2 separate regions of the Homo sapiens genome follow, and region 1 is linked to region 2. A link is a loop called in an ENCODE intact Hi-C map of the cell type or tissue named here. Cell type or tissue: CD4-positive, alpha-beta T cell. All regions are shown on one strand. Each heading gives the region's core, and the rest is flanking DNA. Links, peaks and the distances in the headings are about the cores only.

Evidence for each region. A loop is a pair of places that touch in the nucleus more often than their neighbours do. Peaks named below come from ENCODE experiments on the same cell type or tissue, not always from the same donor. Only the 100,000 strongest peaks of a DNase experiment are listed, where the experiment ranks them.
Region 1: it touches region 2 in a loop (12-fold over the local background); 33 of 110 quality-filtered maps call a loop at or near these places.

Annotation. Positions count from the first base shown.
Region 1 is chr1:62,742,535-62,751,311 of GRCh38, forward strand. No RefSeq gene overlaps it. Among named protein-coding and RNA genes, the nearest start is that of ATG4C, 37 kb to the right of the region's middle. In CD4-positive, alpha-beta T cell, for the core only: CTCF peaks have their summits at 4,200 (motif pointing left) and 4,401; a DNase peak (open chromatin) is centred at 4,187.
Region 2 is chr1:62,171,787-62,180,563 of GRCh38, forward strand. No RefSeq gene overlaps it. Among named protein-coding and RNA genes, the nearest start is that of L1TD1, 19 kb to the right of the region's middle. RefSeq lists an enhancer at 5,201-5,748. In CD4-positive, alpha-beta T cell, for the core only: a CTCF peak has its summit at 4,003 (motif pointing right); a DNase peak (open chromatin) is centred at 3,995.

The sequences.
Region 1 (8,777 bases), core at 2,005-7,004, 570 kb after region 2:
TAAGGTCATTGTCACCAAAACAGCATGGTACTGGTATAAAAATAAGCACGTAGACCAATGGAACAGAATAGAGAACCCAGAAATAAACCCAAATACTTACAGCCAACTGATATTCAACAAAGCAAACAAAATCATAAAGTGGGGAAAGAACACCCTTTTCAACAAATGGTGCTGGGATAATTGGCTAGCCACATGTAGGAGAATGAAACTGCATCCTCATCTCTCACTTTATACAAAAGTCAACTCAAGATGGATTAAGGACTTAAACCTAAGACGTGAAACTATAATAATTCTACAAGATACCATTGGAAAAACCCTTCTAGATATTGGCTTAGGCAAGGATTTCATGACCAAGAACCCAAAAGCAAACGCAATAAAAACAAAGATAAATAGCTGGGACCTAATTAATCCAAAGAGATTTGCATGGCAAAAGGAACAGTCAGCAGAGTAAACAGACAACCCACAGAGTGGGAGAAAATCTTCACAATCTATACCTGACAAAGGACTAATATCCAGAATCTACAATGAACTCAAACAAATCAGTAAGAAAAAAACAATCCCATCAAAAAGTGGACTAAGAACTTGAATAGACAGTTCTCAAAAGAAGATATACAAATGGCCAACAAACATATGAAAAAATGCTCACCATCACTAATGATCAGGGAAATCCAAATCAAAACCACAATGCGGTACTGCCTCACTCTTGCAAGAATGTCCATAATCAAAAAAATTAAAAAATAGTAGATGTTGGCATGGATGCTGTGAACAGGGAACACTTCTACACTGCTTGTAGGAATGTAAACTAGTACAGCCACTATAGAAAACAGTGTGGAAATTCCTTAAAGAACTAAAAGTAGAACTACCATTTGATCCAGCAATCCCACTACTGGATATCTACCCAGAGGAAAATAAGTCATTATTCGAAAAAGATACTGCACACACATGTTTATAGCAGCACAATTCACAAGTTGCAAAATCGTGGAACCAAACTAATTGTCCATCAGTCAATGAGTGGATAAAGAAACTGTGGTGTATATATGTATCATATATATGAGATATATACATATATGAGATATATACATATATGTATGTATGATATGTATGATACATATATCATATGGATGTATGATATGTATGATACATATATCATATATATGTGATGGAATACTACTCAGCCATAAAACAGAATGAATTGACAGCATTTACAGTGATCAGGATAGACTGGAGACTATTATTCTAAGTTAAGTAACTCAGGAATGGAAAACAAAACATCATAAGTTCTCACTGATATGTGGGAGTTAGGCTATGGGGACACAATGGCATAATAAGAATGATACAATGGACTTTGGGGACTTGAGGGGAAGAGTGTGAAGGGGGTGAGGGATAAAAGACTACAAATATGGTGCAGTGTGTACTGCTCGGGTGATGGGGTGCACTGAAATCTCACAAATCACCACTAAAGAACTTATTCATGTAACCAAATACCACCTGTACCCCAATAACTTAAGGAAAAAAATTTAAAAATAAATAAATAAAATTTTTTTAAAAATTGGCCAAGGATGGTGGTGTGTGCCTGTGGTCCCAGCTACTTAGGAGGCTGAGGCAGGAGGATGACTTGAGCCCAGGAGATCAACGCTGCAGTGAGCCATGTTTGCACCACTGCACTCCAGCCTGGGCAACAGAACACATTTCTGTCTCATAAATAAATAAGTAAATAAATAAATAAATCTAAGTATCTTTGGTTAAATTCCACTTTGGGTAGGGCTAAGAGAGGAGATGTGAACTCTGAGAGCCCAAATATTATGTCTTTCAAGTCTATTTTTTTGGTAAGTCAATTTTTGACTACCCTTTCTTTACTTATTGTGCCCTGTGAACTCTTCCATGTCCATACCCATTCATTGTCTATAATCTTGGCACTTTCTTATTCATTAATTCAACAAATATTTATTCCCTATCACCTTTATTTATGCATTTCTATAGATGCTAGAGATAGGGTAAATAAAAGTATGGCAAAACCAGCAATTACTTTTGCACCAACCTAATATGATTTTTTAAGAAATTTATAATTTCATTAGAGAAATAGATGTATAAACAAAGAAATTATAATACAAACATTGTGATAAGTGCAGGAAGTAGAAAATAGTGATTATTGCTTTCTTCAAACATAAAGTATTGTTAGTCAGGAGTCCTTCAGTTGTAAGTGCCAGAAACCCAATTTCAAACAGCAAAAGCAGAAAATGGAATCTATTGGCTCACATCCCTACAAATTCCAGGAATAGAACTGTGCTAAGGGACTCAAATAATGTTGTTGGGTCTTCATAGCTTATTCTGGTTTATTTCTTGCTTTTGGGGCCTTGCTTTTTTCTTCTGAAGATGGACTCTGAAGTGAATTCTACAGCACACTACCCAGATGCCTTATTTAGAATCGAAGCATTGGTTTCCTTCAGGTTTTGGGAGTGTTGGCTGCTGATGGCTCATAGTTGAGTCTCTTTCTGAGACAAAGGGAGGTGTCTCACTCAAGTTTATCCCTCCTCCCTGAGAATAGCTTGAATCCAAAGACTGATCAATGAGGGATACAAAGGGCTGGCCTCTTGCCTTGATTCAGGACGTACCTAAAAGGCCATCCAGCTTTAGAGTTACCCATGGGAACAGTTCAGGAATCTGAGGAACTTAACATCTGACTCTTGGAAGAACGGTTCTGTGGAGAAGAGGGTTGAGTTTATTTTTTTTATTCTGGAGATATAGGGATGAAATGGAGAGAAGTAAAGAAGAGAAAATATGAAGGGAAACCAAACAACTGTTTGAACTGGTGAAAGACTAGGCACCTTGCCCTGTGACTCCTCTCTAGAACCCTGCAGACTTTTATCAAGTATTTGGCTACAAGCAAGTTTTTTGTGAAACCAGTGGAAGAGTCTGTTCTTCCTCTCTCAACTGGCCTAGGATGGGATGGAACTGTAGAGCACAGGCATATTTAGGAGTTTAGAGACATAATTCTGAGGAAATAAGTTCTAGAACTTTGCAGAAGCAGTAGGTAGGGCTATGAACTCTATACATTGTAAGGTTTGACAGGCAAACATCTGGATGTATCTGTCACAGCAACTAATGTCTTAGAGAATAAGGTATAGCTTCACCAAACATTTGAGGAACTAGTAGTAAAAGTAATCAATGCTAATAAATGACAGTATAATAAAATGAAGGCAAAGTGCCACAGGAACAGAAAGGTCTTGAACAGCTAACCGATATATTAAAGAACAAATAGACTTGCCCGGCATGGTGCTATGTATCTGTAGTCCAAGCTACTTGGGAGGCTGAAGCAGGAAGATCACTTTGAACCCAGGAGTTCAAATGCAGCCTGGGCAACATAGAGAGATCCTATCTCTAAAATAAAAAAAGAAAGAAAGAAAAGATAAATTTGTATAAGTCCATTACTTGGCTTTATTATAATACAGAGAAAAACTGAGGGAAGGATTAGACAGGTCTAAAGCTATTAAAAAGAAATATAGCAAGAAAAACTGGAAGTCCATTGTCTGTGAAAAATTAAAAAAATAAATTATGTTCATTCATCTAGCACGGTGAATAAAAATAATTGACATTCTAAGGCTCCAATTAAAACATTTCCAGGCCGGGCCTGGTGGCCCACACCTATAATCCCAGCACTTTGGAAGGCCGAGGCAGGCGCATGAGTCAGGAGTTTGAGACCAGCCTGGGCAATACGGTGAAACCCCGTCTCTACAAAAAATTTAAAAAATTAGCCGGGCATGGGGGCACACACCTGTAATTTCAGCTACTCAGGAGGCTGAGGCAGGAGGATTGCTTGAACCCCGAGGCAGAGGTTTCAGTGAGCTGAGATTGCACCACTGCACTCCAGCCTAGGTGACAGAGTGAGACCTTGTCTCAAAATAAAACGAAACAAAACAAAATCCAAAAGTGTTTCCTCATGTTTTATTAATTAAAAACAAACAAAACCATAGCTGAGGAGGTTTCTCAGCTCAGAGGTTGACTGAGGAGGTTTCTCTGCAAGTGTGTTTACAACTGTGAATGGTAAATCCCACCAGAAGAAAGGCAAATAAATTAGATCGCTCCTGGAAAGCACTCTGCCTCATTCTTCAGCGGTTTTTGATGATGTGACTTAATATATAAAAAAGCACAGAGCTGAACTCAAAATGAAATAGCAGATTAAGAGAGCCATCTACTGGCAACTCATTGAAATCTGTTTAATTTGTTACGTTTCTATGCCCAATATTTTCTCATCACTAATTCTAGGGTCAACTTTCTAGACATATTTAATCTGCTCAACCTTCATGTTATACTTTTTATGAAGGAGGATATCTTTAATATAAGCTACAATTTGTAACACAGATACCCAGGTTTAGGAATTATTCTTTGAAATTTAGCCAACTTGTCTATTACGCTAAGAATGATGATGACAGTACATGTGATGTTTAGTAAAGTGACCAAAATAAAAGCAGACGACATATGTCCAGCACTGATCCATGTACTTTACTTGTATTGATTCTTATAATCTTCACAAGAACCTTATAAAGGAGGTACTATTATTATTTTCATTTTGCAGATAAGGAAACTGAGTACGGAGAAGTTAGATATCTTGCTCAAAGTCCAACAGCTAATAAGATTTTCCCTTCAGATCAGACACAAGACATAGATATTGTTCTTGTCACTTCTATTCAACATTGTTCTAGAGGTTCTAATCAGGGCAATTAGTTAAGAAAAAGAAATAAAACACATCCAAATTGGAAAGGAGAAAAGCAAAACTATCTGTTTATGGATGACATCACATATACAGAAAGTAAATCCTAGGTAATCCACAAAAAAGTTTAAGAGTTAATAAATAAGTGTACTCAAGGTGGTATGGTACAAGATCAATATGCAACAATCAGTTATTTTTCCTATTCACTAGGAACAAGTAATCTGAAAATGAAATTAAGAAAACAACTTCATCTACAATAGCATCAAAAAGAATAAAATACTTAGGAATAAATTTAACACAAGAAATGCAAGATTTCTACACAAAACATACAAAAATCATTGAAAGAAATTAGAGGTTTAAATAAATAGAAAGGCATCTGTGTTCATGGATTGGAAGACTTGATATTGTTAAGATGTCAATACTCTTGAAATTGAGCTACAGATTCAGCGTAATTCCTATGAAAATTCTGGCTGGCTTTTTTTTTTTTTTTACAGAAATTGACAAGATTATTCTAAACTCCATAAGGAAATGCAAGAGACCCAGAAGAGCCAAACAGTGTTGAAAAAGAAGAAAGTTGGAGAACTCACATTTTCCAATTTCAAAACCTACCGCAAAGTTATAGTAGTCAAGACAGTATTGTGCTGGCATAAGGATAGACATATATATCAACAGAATAGAATTGCAGGTTCAGAAATACATCCATAACTTATGGGCAACTGATATTCAACAAACATGCCAATACAATTTAGTGGGGCAAAAATAATCTTTCCGACAAATGACACTAGGACAACTGAATATCCACTTGCACAAGAATGAACTCTTAACCTCATAGCATATACCATCGGAACTCAAAATGGATCATAGACCTAATTATAAGAGCTAAAACTATACTTTTTTATCTTTCTACCTTGTCTAAATATACTTTTATAATAACAAATTGGGAAATATGGTTAAACTTATGGTTTTCTGTTATTGAATGTCATCAAATTGATGAATAACAAATTGATTGAATATCAAAGTTGATTGAGCTTAATTAAGTATTATTGTGTATGTCTGTGTATCCTGTTGATAGACTGGCAATATTTGGGCAAGTAATAAAAGAAAGACATACATAATTTATAAATTATTGCATACTATATTAGTTTGCTAGGGCTGCTATAACAAAGTACCACCAACTGAGTGGCTTAAACAACAGAAATTTGTTATCTCACAATTTTAGAGACCGGAGGTCCACGATCAAAGCATTGACAAGGCCATGCTCCCTCTGAAGGAGCTAGAAAAGATCTGTCTCATGCTCCTACTGGAAAGTATAATTCCAATCGTCACCTAGAGTTATCCCTTCATGTTTGTCTCTGTGTTCAAATTTCCCGTTTTAATAAGGACACCAGTCATATAGGATTCACAGTTCACCCTACTCTGGTATTATCTCACTTTACCTTAACTAATCATATCTGCAATGATTCTATTTCCAAATAAGGTCATATTCTGAGTTACTGGGGTTTAGGATTTCAACCTGTAAATTTTAGGAGCAGGGGACACAATTCAACTCATCACACATGCTTATTCCATGAGATTAGTTTTCTTCCCTTAATTTCAACAAAATAACTAAATGTGTTTTTATAATCAATATTTTTACATAAATTGTATTTTATTGTAAAATGGCCTGAGGAATTAAAAAATAAAAAAGTATAAGGTCATAAAATTTGCATAAATTTTATAAAAATATAAGTTAAAATAAATGTAAAATTTAACAATTATTTTTATATTTTAAAAAGTTATTTTTCTTCTGAAATTGTTAATTTCATTTATTAAAATTCAAAGCAAAAATTTTATTAACAAAATAAAAATTATTCAAGTAAAATAAAAATTTAATATTTTGAAAATATTTAATAGTATTTAATTTTAATTTTATTTAACTTGTTAAATATTTTTATAAAGATAAAACTATTTGCACTGTTAATGTGCAATGCTTGTCATGTTGCCAATGTAAAGAATTGTTAAACTACATCATGAATTATTATGTTTAGATCTACGTATATGTATATATGTACATTGAGGAGTAATATGTAATGTTTAATATTGCAAAATCTTTCTCTTCCACTACATTATTTATTTTGAATAACAAGTTACTCCAACTCTTAGTATTTTTTTTTTTGCAGATGGAGTTTCACTTTTGTTGCCCAGGCTGGAGTACAGTGGCACGATCTCAGCTCACTGCAACCTCTGCCTCCTGGGTTCAGGTGATTCTCCAGCCTCAGCCTCCCGAGTAGCTGGGATTACAGGCACCCACCACCACACCTTGCTAATTTTTGTGTTTTTAGTAGAGACTAGTTTTGCCATGTTGGCCAGGCTGGTCTCAAACTCCTGACCTCAAACTCCTGCTTGCCTCAGCATCCCAAAGTGCTGGGATTACAGGTGTGAGCCACCATGCCCAGCCTCTTAGTGGTTTTAAAGAATAACATTTATTATCTCACACTTTTTGTGGGTTAGGAATTGCCATGGCTTACTTAGGTGGGTCCTCTGCTTCCTGGTCTCGGACAAGGCTGCAGTCAAGGTGCTGGCCAAGGTTTTTGGTTTTTGGTCTCATTTGAAGGCATGACTGGGGAGGAATGTGCTTGCAAGTTTACACAGTGATTGTTGCCAGGATTCAGTTCTTTGCAGGTTGTTGAACTGAGGGCCTAAGTTTTTTACTAGCTGTTGGTCCTAGGCCACCCTCAGTTGTTTGCCATATGGGTCCATCCAACAATAGCAGCTTGTTTCATCAAAGCATGTGAGCCAGGAAGGCAATAGAGAGAGTCTGCCAGTAAGATGGAAGCCATAGTACTTTAAAGGGCATAAATACAATGAGGTGAGAATCACTGGAGACCATCTTAGAAGATTGCCTGCCATAGTAACAATACGTAACTCTTGTGAATACCATGCTGCTTCATGAGTACTTAGGAACCACAAACTGGAATAGGAACAGAAGCAAGAAAGTGGATGCTTTGCTCTAATGGAAAATGATTCTTGGCTATGGAAGAATCTATTGCATTCATGCTAAAAGGAAGAATTTGACAAGTTAATTAATTACTCTTTTTTCTTACCTAAGCATTTTGCTACTCAAGTCCTCTCCATACTCTGAAGCAGTATTTATCTTTTATATTGCCACCAGGAAAACCCACAGACTATTACAGCATTTGAACACAGTTGCCTTTGGTAGGGCAAGAGATTCAGAGAAGCATTTCTCTGAGTCCTGAACAATGTTACAATGTTAGTCCTGAGAATACATGTTTAAGATGAAGGGTTGCACTGAGCCAGTGCTGAACACCAGTTAGACAATGATGAAGGCACTCATGGTTTTTTTTTTGTTTGTTTTGTTTTGTTTTTGTGTGTGTGTGTGAAAGAGAGAGAGAGGGGTATATTATATATAAGACCCTCTAAAGCATGAGGATACAAAGTAGCAGTTCTTTTTGCTCACGGGTAGTGGCAGAACTGCTGTTTAAGCCACCTGTAACCCAGTAGGGACTAAATATTATTATACTTCTTGGCTTGTCTAACATGTCTCAATTTTTAGGTGATTTGAACTCAGATCAGTCTGACTCCAAAACTCACATTTTCTCTTTCTTGCCTTCTTTTACTTCCTTTCATTCTTTTGAAAGTTACTATTTTCTAATTACAAATATATACACACACAAATTATAAATGATTTGTGAAATGCAGAAAAGCAGTAAAAAAAAAGAATTATTCAAAGTTTCATAATCTAAATGCCAGCATTGTTGATATTTTGATCTGTATTTCTTGATATTCTTTCTTCTAAGTGTAATTTTTCATTTTTTGTTTAACAGAGGTGTGACTGTTTTGCAAGTATAATTTTTTATTCAGTTGTTTTCACTTACCATTACAACATAAGGCACATTTCCATGTTATCATGAACTATTCATAAACATCATTTTTAACAATCCCATGCTCTTTTTTTCTACACTACACTGCTTTCCAGGGAAAGACAGTAAGTCAAATATTGCTCATAAACATTCCTTGTGTTAGTCTAAATTTCAACCTGGCCCAATTTCAGATTCCTCTGAATCTAAAA
Region 2 (8,777 bases), core at 1,793-6,792:
AGATCCCTTAAACCTTGATTTCATACAACACAGGTTTTTGTGAGCTTAAGGTTGGGGCAAAGTTACAGATTAACAGCATCTCAGGGCAAAGCAATTGTTCAGGGTAAGGTCAAAATGAAATTTCTTATATCTTCCCTTTCTACATAGACACACTAACAGTCTGATCTCTCTTTTCCCTATAAGACCTTTTTGCTTTTTTTTTTTTTTTTTTTGAGATGGAGTCTTTCGCTCTTGTTGCCTACGCTGAAGTGCAATGGCACGACTTCTGCTCACTGCAACCTCCGCCTCCTGGGTTCAAGCGATTCTCCTGCCTCAGCCTCCCGAGTAGCTGGGATTACAGGCATGCACCACCATGCCCGGCTAATTTTGTATTTTTAGTAGAGATAGGGTTTCTCCATGTTGGTCAGGCTGGTCTCGAACTCCCGACCTCAGGGGCCTCAGCCTCCCAAAGTGCTGGGATTACAGGCGTGAGCCACCAGCACCTGGCCCAATATTCAGATTTTCTATCCCATCAGATAACCAACTAACTCTTCCGGAAGAGATGAGACCTTGAGAGAGGGAATGCAGAGCTGAGAATTCCAGACCTAAAGAGCTACCTGGAAGGTACTGGTCTTTAGACCCTAAGTCGCTGTTTAATCATCTTCATAGGCTAGAAATGAAGTCAGTCCAGGCTTGGGCCACATCCTCCCAAACTCACTCTCTTCCTTCCAACTTTCCACTGTAGCACTGCAGCTGATTGTCTCTGGAACCATCCAGACCAATGGAGAAAAACATGTTCATTTAGCTGAGTCCTCAGTAGGAACCAGACAGGAGGGGAGGGAAGGCAGAAAAGGCCTGGCTGTAGTGCAAGCATTCCTGACCTCCAGTGTGGCCAGAGCCTCAGAAGGTCAGTTTCAACCCCAGCCAGGTTATTAACTGACAGTACGGGAAGGTGGACGTGATCCTCATACCTGTTGGTGCTTTGTCTCTGACTATGACCAGGTTCCATTGCCTTCTAATCCCAGCTTTTCCATTGGCCAGTTAGATCCATTTGCCTGGCCTGGACATTGAGCAACAAGATACAGATGTGAGGGTTTCAGGGTTTGGCCATGGATTTCAGTCCTCGGGTGCCCCCCCGCCCCCACCCTGCCCATATCCTGCTCCTTTCCAATGTCTGCACTCTGAAGGAGACTTGTTGCTAGAATTTATCATTTTGAGTACTCTAAGTAAGATTGCTATTATAGGATACACTTAGAAAATGCTAGCAGAGGCCGGGCACGGTGGCTCACGCCTGTAATCCCAGCACTTTGGGAGGCCGAGGCGAGCAGATCATGAGATCAGGAGATCGAAATCATCCTGGCTAACATGGTGAAACCCCGTCTCTACTAAAAAATACAAAAAATTAGCTGGGCGTGGTAGCGGGCGCCTGTAGTCCCAGCTACTCGGGTGGCTGAGGCAGGGGAATGGTGTGAACCCAGGAGGTGGAGCTTGCAGTGAGCTGAGATCGAGCCACTGCACTCCAGCCTGGGTGACAGAGCAAGACTCCGTCTCAAAAAAAAAAAGGAAAACACTAGCAGATTTAGTGGTCGTTTTTTTTTTTTTTTTTTTTGAGATGGAGTTTCCCTCTTGTTGCCCGGGCTGGAGTGTGATGGTGCAATCTCGGCTCAGTGCAACCTCCACCTCCCGGTTTCAAATGATTTTCCTGCTTCAGCCTCTCGAGTAGCTAGGATTACAGGCACCCACCACCATCCCCAGCTAAATTTTTTTGTATTTTTAGTAGAGATGGCGTTTCACCATGTTGGTCAGGCTGGTCTCGAACTCCTGACCTCAAGTGATCCACCCGCCTCGGCCTCCCAAAGTGCTGGGATTACAGGCGTAGGCCACCGTGCCCGGCCCTGACAGTAATTAAAATTGATTTGTAGGCCAGGCGTGGTGGCTCATGCCTGTAATCCCAGCACTTTGGGAGGCCAAGGCAGGCAGATCACTTAAGATCGGGAGTTCAAGACCAGCCTGACCAACATGGAGAAACTCGCCTCTACTAAAAATACAAAATTAGCTGGGCATGGTGGTGCATGCCTATAATCCCAGCTACTCGGGAGGCCAAGGCAGGAGAATCACTTGAAGTCAGGAGGCAGAGATTGCAGTGAGCCGAGATCATGCCATTGCACTGTAGCCTGGGTGACAGAGCAAGACTCTGTCTCAAAAAACAAACAAACAAACAAACAAAAACAACTTACTGGTCAGGAACAGTGGCTCATGCCTGTAATCCTAGCACTTTGGAGGCCGAGGCGGGAGGACTGAATGAGTCCAGGAGTTTGAGGCTGTAGTGTGCTGTGATCACACCTGTGAAAAACCACTGTACCCCAGCCTCAGCAGCATAGTGAAACTGTCTCTTATTAAAAAATGACATGAGGCCAGGCAAGGTGGTTCACGCCTGTAAATCCCCAGCACTTTGGGAGGCCGAAGTGGGCAGATCACTTGAGGTTGGGAGTTCAAGACCACCCTGACCAACGTGGAGCAATCCCGTCTCTATTAAAAATGCAAAATTAGCTGGGTGTGGTGGCGCATGCCTGTAATCCCAGCTACTTGGGAGGCTGAGGCAGGAGAATCACTTGAACTCAGGAGGTGGAGGTTGCAGTGAGCTGAGATTGAGCCACTGCAGCCTGGGCAACAAGAGTGAAACTCCATCTCAAAAACAACAACAACAACAACAAAAATATGAGCTGAGGGCTGGGTGCAGTGGCTCATGCCTGTAATCCCAGCACTTTGGGACTCCAAAGGGGTGGATCGCTTGAGGTCAGGTGTTCTAGACCAGCCTGGCCAACATGGTGAAATCCCATCTCTACTAAAAATACAAAAGCTAGCCACGCATTGTGGTGGGTGCCTGTAATCCCAACTACTAGGGAGGCTGAGGCAGGAGAATCGCTTGAACCCAGGAGGCGGAGGTTGCAATGAGCCAAGATCCCGCCACTACACTGCAGCCTACACAACAAAGCAAGACTCCATGTCGGGGAAAAAAAAAAAAAAAAAAAAAAAAAGACATGAGAGGTACAAGAAGGGTCAGGAAAACCACCTGCAGAGGCTGCAGAACAGTAAGAGTTAGCCAGGTGGTCAGGTGAAGGAACAATGAGGAGTACTATGGCACGGTGGCCAGGGAGAGCAGCAACATTTCAAAGTGGGATGCCAGAATAGTGAATTCCAAAAACTCCTGGATCAAGTATGACTGGAACATAAGACGAGAGAAGTGGAAAGACAGGCAACCAGGCAGACAGGCAGGGTCCCGCTCAGGAAGGGCCCTCTAAGCCACTTGACGGAGTGTGGAATTTATCCTTTCAGCATTATGCAGTCACTGATCTTGTGTTTTTTTGTTTTGTTTTTTTTTTTGAGACAGGGTTTCTCTCTGTTGCCCAGGCCACAGTGCAGTGATACGATCACGTCTCACTGCAGCTTTCACCTCCTGAGTTCAAGTAATCCTCCTATTTCAGTGTCCCTAGTAGCTGGGACTACAGGCATGCCACTATGCCCAACTAACTTATTTATTGTAGAGATGGGGTCTCACTATGTTACCCAGGCTGGTCTCAAACTACTGGCCTCAAGTGATCCTCCTGCCTTGGGCTCTCAAAGTGCTGGGAGTATGGGCATGAGCTACCCCACCTGGACAACTGAGCTGTTTTAATCTGGAGAGTTTTGTGATCAGATTTTCCCTTTAATGAAATGAAGTTTTGGCCTTCACTGCAACATTTTTACTGTTTCTCAGAGTGTGGCCCATGAACAGTTTACATCAGAACCCTGGATCGCTGCAGGTATACATGTACAAATCAGAGTCTGTATTTCAACCTAGTTTCTTCCCTGATTCGTCACTGAACACGCACAGGCGTACATACTCTAAAGTTCTTTGAAGAACCTCCAATTTAACAGCTAGAAAAGCAGAGGAAAACCTGTATCTAATATTAAAGAACAATGACTCTTCAGAAAGCTACTCACATCTTAGCCAGAAGATGGCGCAGGTTTTCCATTTACCTGGCTCCTGCCTGGCTAGAAAGATGGAAATCTTGTTCAAAAGAAATTGCTTGATCTCATTACTTAAGTCAGAAGAGGGCTCCCCAGAAATTATGATGGCAAGTGAGAAATGAGAAAGACTTATAACAGGTGGGAATAGGCATCCCATCTCCATAGATGCCACCCTTCTCTCCAGAAAGCATAGCAAATTAGGACATGTCCACAAGGCTAGAAGAGTACTACACTCCCAAAAAGAAAGCTCTAAGCATCAGGTGCGGTGGCTCACGCCTGTAGTCTCAGCACTTTGGGAGGCTGAGGTGGGCGGATCAGGAGGTCAGGAGTTCAAGACCAGCCTGGCCAACATGGTGAAACTCCGTCTCTACTAAAAGTACAAAAATTAGCCGGGCATGTTGGCAGGTGCCTGTAATCCCAGCTACTCAGGAGACTGAGGCAGGAATGAAACTGGGAGGTGGAGGTTGCAGTGAGCTGAGATTGTGCCACTACACTCCAGCCTGGGTGACAAAGCAAGACTCCATGTCAAAAAATAAAAAATAAAAAAGCTCTAATTAATCCCTCCGCCTTTTTTTTTTTTTTTAATATATTGGCTGCAGAGTTAGGGCCAGCCATTATAAGAGGGTAGGCCTTAATTTAGGAAAAACAGCAACTAGCCTCCATCCCCAGGTGCAAGTGAGAGAAGACCTCTAGTCCCAGCCGGGTACAGTGGCTTACTCTGGTAATCCCAGCACTTTGGGAGGCCAAGGTGGGCAGATCATGAGGTCAGGAGATAGATACCATCCTGGCTAACACGGTGAAACCCCATCTCTACTAAAAATACAAAAAAATTAGCCAGGTGTGGTGGCACGCACCTGTAGTCCCAGCTACTCGGGAGGCGGAGGCAGGAGAATCAGTTGAATCCAGGAGGCAGAGGTTGTAGTGAGCCAAGATCGCGCCACTGCATTCCAGCCTGGGTGACAGAGCGAGATTCCATCAAAAAAAAAAAAAAAAAATCACCTCTAGTCCCAGGGCTAGTGGACGGGGATGCACCAGGTTCCCTAGATTGTTGAACCCATCTTGCTGGTTCTCTTCCTTTGCTCCTAGTTTGAGTCCTGGCATCAGTGAGGGCTAGATGCAGAGCCCACCACGTTGGGACCTCCACTGAGAGTTAGTTTTGTGTGAATCAAAATGAAATTCTAAGCCCCCCAACCAACTGAATGGAGACCCCCACCCCCATTCTAAAGCAAGCCTGAAAAACCAGTTCAGGCCATCATGGGAAGAGGGGATCAGACAAGCCTCATTATACCATTCTCCTTTTGGAATTCAGGCACAACTGACCAGCATTAACATTAAAATAAGAGATTTTAGGCCTGGTGTGGTGCTCACGCCTGTAATCCCGGCACTTTGAGAGGATCGCTTGAGCCCAGGAGTTCAAGACCGGCCTGGGCAACAAAGCAAGCCCTCCTCTCAAAAGAAATGAAAAAAAGAAAAAGTCAGATGCGGTGGCTCATGCCTGTAATCCCAGCACTTCGGGAGGCTAAGCCAGGTGGATTAGGAGGTCAGGAGTTCAAGAACAACCTAACCAACATGGTGAAACCCCGTCTCTACTAAAAATACAAAAAATAGCCAGGCGTGGTGGCACACGCTTGTAATTCCACCTACTCAGGAGGCTGAGGCAGGAGAATCACTTGAACCTGGGAGGCAGAGGTTGCAGTGAGCCAAGATGGCACCACTGCACTCCAGCCTGGGCGACAGAGCGAGACTCTGTCTCAAAACAAAAACAAAAACAAAAACAAACCATTAAAATAGAGATCCTAAGACTGACAAAGCCCACTCTTTGTAGCAATAAGATACCAAATTCCAACGTGACTCTAGTATAGTTTCACATGACAGAGAGCAGGCCCTGAAAGAAATCCAAAGTATTTTACCCCAAAATATATTCTTCTGACATATTTTAAAATGGCCCTGGTGGGCAAATCTACATTCTAGTGGGGAAATCTACATTCTGTAGAGAATCACCTTCCCTTTCCAGGTCTTTTCCTGATCCAGAGAGATTAACTAGAGTCTGGCACCTTTTAAGGCTTGATAAGAGACATTTACCATCTGTTCTACATAATAAGAACCTTGGTTTCCACAACCCCTTATCTTAACCCAGATACTCCTTTCTATTGATTCCTAGCCTTTAGATAATAACTCTTTCAACCAAATGCCAATCAGAAAATCTTTGTATCCACCTATCCCATCTTTCTGAACCAAACCAATGCATACCTTACGTGTCTAGATTGATGCTTATGTCTCCCTAAAACGTGTAAAACCAACCTGTAACCCAACACCTTGGGCACATGTTCTCAGGACCTCTTGAGATTTTGCCTTGGGCCTTGGTCACTCATACTTGGCTCAGAATAAATCTCTTCAAATTGTTTACAAGGTTTGTTTTCCCTGACTTATGAGAGCACAGCATCCACACATTGTGCAAAATGCCTTGTTCTTCAAGACTCAGTTCCCTATTACAACTTCCAAGAAACTTTTCCCCAGACATCCTCTGCAAGTTTTGCTAATGCAACTTCCTCTGCCATTCCATGAAACCTGTTGCTTGCTTATTTTTACCTTTTCAATTAACATGTTGTGTTAAAATTACCTGTTTACAGAATCTATCTTTCCCAGGAGATGCTGTAATTGCCCAATGGATTCACCTTGCCCACTGCTGTTGGGGTGATCAGACCCAACACCAGGTCATGGGGACGACGAAGTCCGGCGGAGTCAAAGGAATGATTAAAAAGACAGTTTGAGAGAAGTGGGCCCAGGGGGCCATCGTGTGAGGCTGCGAAGGCCCCAAGCTCTGGGAGCCCACGCTATTTATTGGTGCTCAAAGAAACAGGTGGTGAGGATGTGGGGTTTGAAAAGAAACAGTGTATCAAGTGAATGAGAGACATATGGCTACTTGAGATAATGGCAGTGCTGGAAGCAAGGAGCCAGCAAGTCTAGCACACATGCAAGCTCTGCCTCAGCTTCTCTCCCAACACTCAGCTTTTCTCCCAACATGCCCCCCTTCTCTTTTTTGTAAAAACCGCCACAGCTATCATTATTACTAGCATAAGGTGGCCTCTTTCTAAAATTAATTGAGCAAGGCAATCACAGGCTGTGCAGCCCTTAATTGCCAGTTGGTGATCCAGCTTCATTTTTCTTAGCCCTTATTCAAAATGGAGTCGCTCTGGTTTGAATGCTTCCTACATATTTCCCCTTTCCCTTTTACAGAGGACCCTTAATCCTAGGGGTTGCAGAAGGATGAAGGTCCACCTTCTGTAACTTCATGCTGAATAGGGGCGATGATACTCCTGCCTACCTATTAGGGTCTCTTGTATTCAGGGTAGAGAGGAGTTCAGTCAGAAAGCATTGGTTCGTTAAGTATCTATAGGTAAAACCCTGGCACTCCAGCACTTTCTCAGCATGGCTCATACTAGGGGAACCCAGTCCATGGTTGGGATCCATGGGTCCTTCCAGTCTCCTGTTCCATGGTCGTACACATCTTGAGGGCACCTACGTGGTTTGTTCATCTCCTGCAAAAACACAAGCATACCTTCACCCCCATGTTAGTAAATCTACTGAAACAGAAGCAAAAACGTTTGTGGCTGTAGCTGGGAGGCATGCTATTGCTGAAGCATTTGTAACTCAGCTTCTGCCTCTTTGGTTAATTACCATGGGGCAAAACTTACTGTTGATAACGAGAAGCAGGCCCCTTCTAACAGAAGGCACAGAGAAAGCAAATCAAGGCTTAAAAGCAATCCTTAAACCTTCAATTTGCACTGTACAGGTGGGTCCACTAGATGTTGTGGTTCATGATAGAACTTTAGATGTTTGGTGGGCACCCACACAGGCACCTGATTGTCACCTGGAGAGACACAAGCAAATCCTCTTCCCCATAAAATTATCTTTCCTTTTTCCCAGTTCTTTGTATGTGCATCCCTCTACCATATATCTTGTCCAGCCTTTTTATTTTCCTTTTGTCCTGTCAGGAGTTGTTCAGCTGCCGTAATGGGTTGATCTTTTTGTAAACTTAAAAAATTTAATGTTAATAAAGCTAAATGCAATTGCATATGCGGTGTCTTATATTCCTGGTCCCCTTTTGCTTTTGTATTTGAGTTTTTAAAGTACTATATTAGCTCTTTCCACTATTGCTTGTCCTCGTGAGTTATACGGAATACCTGCAGTATGGGTAATATTCCATTGTTGAAAAAATGTAGCCATGGCTTTACTATAGTATCCTGGGCTGTTACCAGTTTTGATTTTTTCGGGGATTCCCATAACTGAAAAGCAAGATAAAAGATGTCCTTTAACATGAGCTGTAGCTTACCCTGTTTGACATGTGGCCCAGATAAAATGTGAATAGGTACCTACTGAAACATGAACAAAGGACAATTTTCCAAAAGCAGGAATATGTGTTACATCCATCTGCCAGATGGAATTTGGAGATAAACCTCTACGGTTAACTCCTGGTCCTTGATGTGGCAGATGCAGGACTTAGCAGGCAGAACAGTGTTGCACAATTTCTTTAGCTTGTTTCCATGATAGACCATATCTTTTTCTAATGCCTGCGGCATTAAGATGGGTTAAAGAATGAAATGTTTGTGCATCAGCAAAGGCTGCAGACAACAATGCATCCGCCCTTTGATTAAGTTTAGTTAAAGGGCCGAGGAGGTTAGTATGTGCTCTCATATGAGTGATACAGAAAGGTGAATGCCTTTATTGTATTGTTTGCTGTAAAGAATGAAATAAAAGATAAAGTTGTTCATCAGTCACATTTCGAG